Linked DNA regions of Homo sapiens: region 2 is linked to region 1. A link is an interaction called in ENCODE POLR2A ChIA-PET data of the cell type or tissue named here. Cell type or tissue: HCT116. All regions are shown on one strand. Each heading gives the region's core, and the rest is flanking DNA. Links, peaks and the distances in the headings are about the cores only. Region 1 overlaps LOC124900275 (extensin-like). Region 2 has its middle 54 kb from the start of LINC01503.

Region 1 (2,874 bases), core at 1-2,500:
GGATTGCAGGCATGAGCCACCGCGCCTGGCCCAGGCAGTGTTCTTTTCCCTATTTTGCAGATGAGAAGACCAAGGCTGAGAGAAATTTGTAGTCGGCCCAGAGCTATATATACAGCAGGAAGCTGCGGGAATTGCGATTCAAACTTTCAGGCCTGCTGTCTCCCTGGGAATTCTGTTCTCACTGCCTCCATATAAAGAAATACACGTGCAGGAGGCAGCCCAGAGCACCCTCCTCTCCCTCCCAAAAACCCACACAGTGATCCTGGCCAGGCCCCCTGGGCCCAGGAGGAGCCGTGTCCCCATTAGGCATCTCTGAGCTGTGCTTTCACATTGGGGTCCCCCCCACCAGGGCTGGTGGAACACAAAGGGGGGTGGCCAAGGCAGAGAAAGAGCCCGACAGGCCAGGAGCCGGCTTTTCTCCCTGCTTTCTTCCTCCCTTGCTTCTTTGTTAAGCTCCCTTTCAGCTGAACCGGCAGAGCCTGGGTGTTCCGAGCTGACAATAATTGCTGCGTCTAGACAGTGTCTGGTATGAGGCCTCCCTCTCCGCGCCTCACCGGCCTCCCCGAGGCTCCTATTCCCAGCCCCGCTGGCCCCTGCTCTGCGCCCTCTGTTTCCCACACCCCTGCCCCTATCTGGCTGCCCAGGGTGCCCTGTCCTGCCTCCCTGCTGCTCTAGGCCTCCCTCGAGTTTTCAATCCTTGCATCTCTTCCTCCCTCCCCAGCCGCACCCCAGGCGCTGGCCCCATTCCCTCCCACGGCCTGAAATTCAGGGAACAAAGGTGGTTTTGCATCTGGCTGTGGCTGGGAGACCTTCGAAGGAGACTGAGCCAGGCAAACCCTCCCCTCCTGGCTCTTGGCCCCCTAGGAGCCAGAGACTCACATTGCTGGCTTCTGAGCTGAGCTGGGAAGTTCTGGGATTGATGCTTGAGACACCCTTAAGGCTCCTTCCCTCGTCTTCCTATCCGGCCTGGATGGGAACCCAGAGAAATCAACGCAGGAAAGACTTAGGATAGATACAAGGAAGAACTTCCTGGTGACTCTGACCGGCAGACATGGATGGGATGGTTTCAAGAGCTTCAGGGGACAGGAATTCAGTCTTCACAAGGTCTAAGAGTTCCTCCTGCCAGGCTCAGATCTGCAGCTCTGGAAGATTCCCCAGAAGCCAGAGTCTCCTCACTGGTATCAGATGCTCAGGGTGACCCCGAGATAATAACAACCACAGCCAGCATTTGCCCAGCCCTTGCACCAAGTGCTGTGCAAACTCTGCATGCATATCAATTGTTATAATCCTCTCCAGGGCCCTGAGAAACAGAGAAAATGAGCTTATGATTAGTTCCATTTTACAGATGAGGAAACTGAGGCACAGAGGGGTTAAGTAACTTGCCCAAAGTCACCCAGCCAGGAGAGGAGAAGCCAAGATTTGAAGCCACAGAGGTTGGCTCCAGAGCCCCAATAACGACCAATGATAGGAACACGAAATGCTTAAAATCATCTACCCGGGACTGGGATGAGCCCTTGGCGTCTGGTGTTTCCTTGCATCTCACAGGCTGTTAAGATCCAGGGTTATGCCCACTATCTAGATGAAAAGAGAAGAGCTTGGGGCTGCAGGCTGTGACCAGATGGTGACCTAACTCCATGTCAGAAAGGCCGAGCCATCCAGGCTACTGGGCTGCAAGTAAAAGGCTCACTGTGGAGCGGGAGCTCAATACATGTGCGGGACCATTTCCCACTCCTTCCTTCTGGGCTTTCTTGGGCACCTCCTGCCCTGATCAAGCTGGGGGAGACAGAGGCCAATGTGTGGCTCTGTCCTCAGGAGACCATGGCCTAGAGGAGACTGGCAAAGCAGCCAGCTTCAATCTGGAGGAGGAATTGTGATGATGCAAGGGATATGGGACCTCTGGGAGCCAACAGGAGGGACCCTAAATCCAAGAAGGCTTCCTGGAGGAGGTGGAATCAACATGGCTTCCTGACAGATGAGTAAAAGTTAGGCGGGCCAAGAGGGGAGGGAAAAGTGCTCCAGGAAGAGGAAATCTACACATAAGAAGGTCTCAAAGTGGGAGAACAGGGTAATCTAGAAGAACTAGAGAAACTTAAGCAGCTGTGTCAGGTCAAACAGTGGGTGGGAATCACGAGGCTGGAGCCCAGCTGATCAGGAAGGCCGTCGAGTGCCAGGTTGAGAGCTGGGACTTATCCCCAGGCAGGGAGGCCTATTGGGAGACTGCTCTGAGAGTCCAGGCAAGTGGGGCTGTGTTGACTGTGAGGATGTGGAATGGAGTGGGGCTGGAGGACTGGAGAGGCCCTCAAGAGTTGTAGAAAGAGGGTCTCCTCTGATGTGGAGCTGGCCTGCAAGTGTGATGCTGTTCCAGACAGAGAGAACAGCATGGACAAAGGCTTTCTTTTTTTTTTTTTTTTTTTTCAGACGGAGTCTCACTCTGTCACCAGGCTGGAGTACAGTGGTGTGATCTCGGCTCACTGCAACCTCCGCCTCCCAGGTTCAAGCGATTCTCCTGCCTCAGCCTCTCAAGTAGCTGAGATTACAGACGTGTGTCACCATGCCCTGTTAATTTTTGTTTGTTTGTTTTGTTTTTTGTTTTGTTTTGTTTCGTTTTTTGTTTTTTTTTTTTGAGACGGAGTCTTGCTCTGTCGCCCAGGCTGGAGTGCAGTGGCCCCGATCTCGGCTCACCGCAAGCTCCGCCTCGCGGGTTCATGCCATTCTCCGGCCTCAGCCTCCCGAGTAGCTGGGACTACAGGCATCCGCCACCACACCCAGCTAATTTTTTGTATTTTTTTTAGTAGAGACGGGGTTTCACTGTGTTAGCCAGGATGGTCTCGATCCCCTGACCTTGTGATCCACCCAAGGCCTCGGCCTCCCAAA
Region 2 (2,904 bases), core at 216-2,715, 110 kb before region 1:
CCTAGCTAATTTTTGTATTTTTAGTGGAGACAGGGTTTCACCATGTTGGCCAGGCTGGTCTCAATCTCCTGACCTCAAGTGATTTGCCCACCATGGCTTCTCAAAGTGTTGGGATTATAGGTGTGACCCACCATGCCCAGCCAGATTTTTTTTTTTTTTCTCTGATGCAGTGTCTCTTTCTCTCTCACCCAGGCTGGAGTGCAAACAATCATGGCTCACTGCACCTCAGCCTCTCAAGTAGCTCAGACTTCAGGCATGTGCCACCACACCCGGCTACTTTTTAAATGTTTTGTAGACACGGGGTCTCACTTTGTTGCCCAGACTGGTCTCAAACTCCTGGGCTCAAGTGATCCTCCTGCCTCAACCTCCCAAAGTGCTGGGATTACAGGTATGAGCCACCGCACCCAGCTTGGACATCTACTTTTTAAAAAATGCACTAAGTGCATTTGCTGCCATTAGCAAGAAGCCCCGGCCTGACTAGTTTGGTCTAATGCACAGCCCACCTCATCCCTACTCCCTGGGGACTGCTTGTCAAAACACCATCCATTGAGGAATAATAGAGCCTGAGAAGAAAAGATGGGGGCTTCAGGACCAACATGGACAGTCGTGTAGTTTGCTCACTGCACAAGTGGAGCTGCAATTCAAATCTCATATCTTATACCGAAATTATCTTGCTCCTTTCAGATTAGAGGAGGGTCAAAAATTAATAATAATTAACTAGCAGACTGGAGATGGTGGCTCATGCCTGTAACCCCAACATGTTGGAAGTTCAAGGTGGGAGGATCTCTTGAGCCCAGGAGTTTGAGACCAGCCTGGGCAATGAAGCAAGACTCCATCACTACAAAAATTACAAACATTAGCCAGGTGTGGTGGTGTATGCCAGTAGTTCCAGTTATTCAGGGGGCTGAGATGGGAGGATTGCCTGAGCCTGGGAGGGGGTTGAGGCTGCAGTGAGCTGTGATTGTGCCACTGAATTTCAGCCTGGGCAACAGAACAAGACCCTGTCTCAAAATAGAATAATAATAATAATAATAAGCTAGTAATGGATCATAGATTTAAATGTAAAATATAAAGACAGAGAGCAACCAGGTCTGTATCACGTGGGATTCTCAGCCTGGCCCCACTGTTGGATGATGCAGAAGCAGTGAGGATTATGGAAGCTCAAGGGACAAAGTCACGTGGGCACCTTCTGTGTGGTCACACCTGACCTGTCCCTGAGTTTAAGGATGGAAGGGAGGGAAGTAACATTTTTCAAGTGTGATCTCTGCACTGCAACCTCCACTAAGTGAGTTCTTAGCTTCGTCTCATTTAATCCTAATACAAATCAATACACTTTTGGAGGTTGGAGTTTTTATCCTGGCTCTATGAGTGAGAAAATTGAGTTCAGAGAGGTTAAGGAACCTGTCTGGGGTCACATAGTAAATGGGGGAGCAGGGCTTGGACCCAAGGTATTCACCTCTGCTAGAGGCAGACGGGGGACAGTCAGGCCAAGCTGATGACTGGACCTGCATTGTTGCCCACCTGGTTTTAGGCCCTTGGTCAAGGTGGGTGTGGGGCATGGGAGCCTTTTTTCCAATATTCTGGGGCGATCTGAGGCCTCCATTTTCCCAAGAGCCTCAGCTCAGTCCCCTTCTTGATGAGGCCTCCTCCGGGGTGGCTGTTGTTCTTAGGAACTCACCAAACCCATCCCCAACAGTGGGGCACCATCCCAGGCCTGACAAGGGTGGATGCGTTGATGTCCTGGTGTCAAACCCTCCTGGATGTATAGAAATAAGCAGAAGGACACGCCCCAGACCTGGGCCGACCTGTGTCCATCCCTGCCTCCTGTGACTCGCCAGCCGCTGCAGCCGACTGACCTTCTCTAAACTCCTTTTGCATTCCCACTCCCACACCGTTGCCCAGGCTGGAGCCTCCTCCCAGGATCCCTTCTCCACCTCCTCTCCCTTCTTCAAATGCGGCCGCTGTTTCAGCATTCAGCTCAAGTCATGCCTTTCCCAGCAGCTCCCACGAGCTCTCTCTCTTCTGAACTCCTGCAGCTGATAAATACGGTCTAGTCCCCCATGGTCTCAAAAGCTGGTGTTTGCCAGCATAGCCTTCTAGAGAGGCATGGACCTTCTAGAGCCTTCTAGATGCTCCCAGAGAGGCATCTCCAGCAGTCTCATGACCAAACAGCTTGGGAGTGTTCCAAGGGTAGGAGCTGAGTTTTAAGCCCCTCTCTGCTTGGCACAGGGAAAGCTGGTTCCAGCCCATGGCTCAGGATCTGAGAGCCCAGTCTGCCATTTCTTTGCTGCGTGCTCAGTGCCTGGCACAAAAACTGCTCGATCAAGGGCAATAGTTGCTGCTGTGGTTTTCACGGTTATTATTTTTATTATCAAGATGATTTCTGGAACCGTGTATGGAAAGTGGGAGGGTCCAAAGTCCTCCTCGAGTAGGAAGCCTCCCCTCCTGGCCACTCCACTCCCCCACTCCTGAGGCATGCCCACCTTTCCTTCCTGGTGACCTGCTGCTCCCAGCTGCTCCTCCAGCCTCCCCAGCATGGCTGCAGGCTCCTGTAGGGGATCGGGGTGGGTGGGGACAGAGGCGGGCTTTTAATTCTTCTTCCGCCACTCAGAGCCTTGAATTGACCCTCAGTGTGACACTTAAGGGGCCCCAGGGATGCCCGGATCAGCAGAGGGGAGTGGGCTCTTGCCTAATGGAGTCCACCCAGGGCCCAGGCCTCCTGCAGCCTGATTAGATTTTATGATCCCAAAGGAGCTGCCCTGGATCCCTGCTCACCTTCAAGCCTCATCAGCACCAGGCCCTGTCCATTGTGAATTTCAAACACAGCCTCTGCTGACACAACCTCCACCCCGGACCGCTCCCGCAACCGCGTACCACCCCCTCTACCCCGCCCCCCCAAAGCCA

The links. Peaks named below come from ENCODE experiments on the same cell type or tissue, not always from the same donor. Only the 100,000 strongest peaks of a DNase experiment are listed, where the experiment ranks them.
Region 2: POLR2A ChIA-PET joins it to region 1 with 6 read pairs; 13 of 35 experiments call an interaction of 5 or more read pairs at or near these places.

The regions. Positions count from the first base shown.
Region 1 is chr9:129,499,979-129,502,852 of GRCh38, forward strand. All of the region lies in intron 2 of LOC124900275 (extensin-like), which reads left to right. LINC00963 (long intergenic non-protein coding RNA 963) reads left to right here. Exons shown (of 5, transcript NR_038955.1): 3 at 2,419-2,874. Among named protein-coding and RNA genes, the nearest start is that of LINC00963, 13 kb to the left of the region's middle. In HCT116, for the core only: no CTCF peak of the experiment used is centred there; no DNase peak of the experiment used is centred there; H3K27ac peaks cover 2,500 bases.
Region 2 is chr9:129,389,573-129,392,476 of GRCh38, forward strand. No RefSeq gene overlaps it. Among named protein-coding and RNA genes, the nearest start is that of LINC01503, 54 kb to the left of the region's middle. In HCT116, for the core only: no CTCF peak of the experiment used is centred there; no DNase peak of the experiment used is centred there.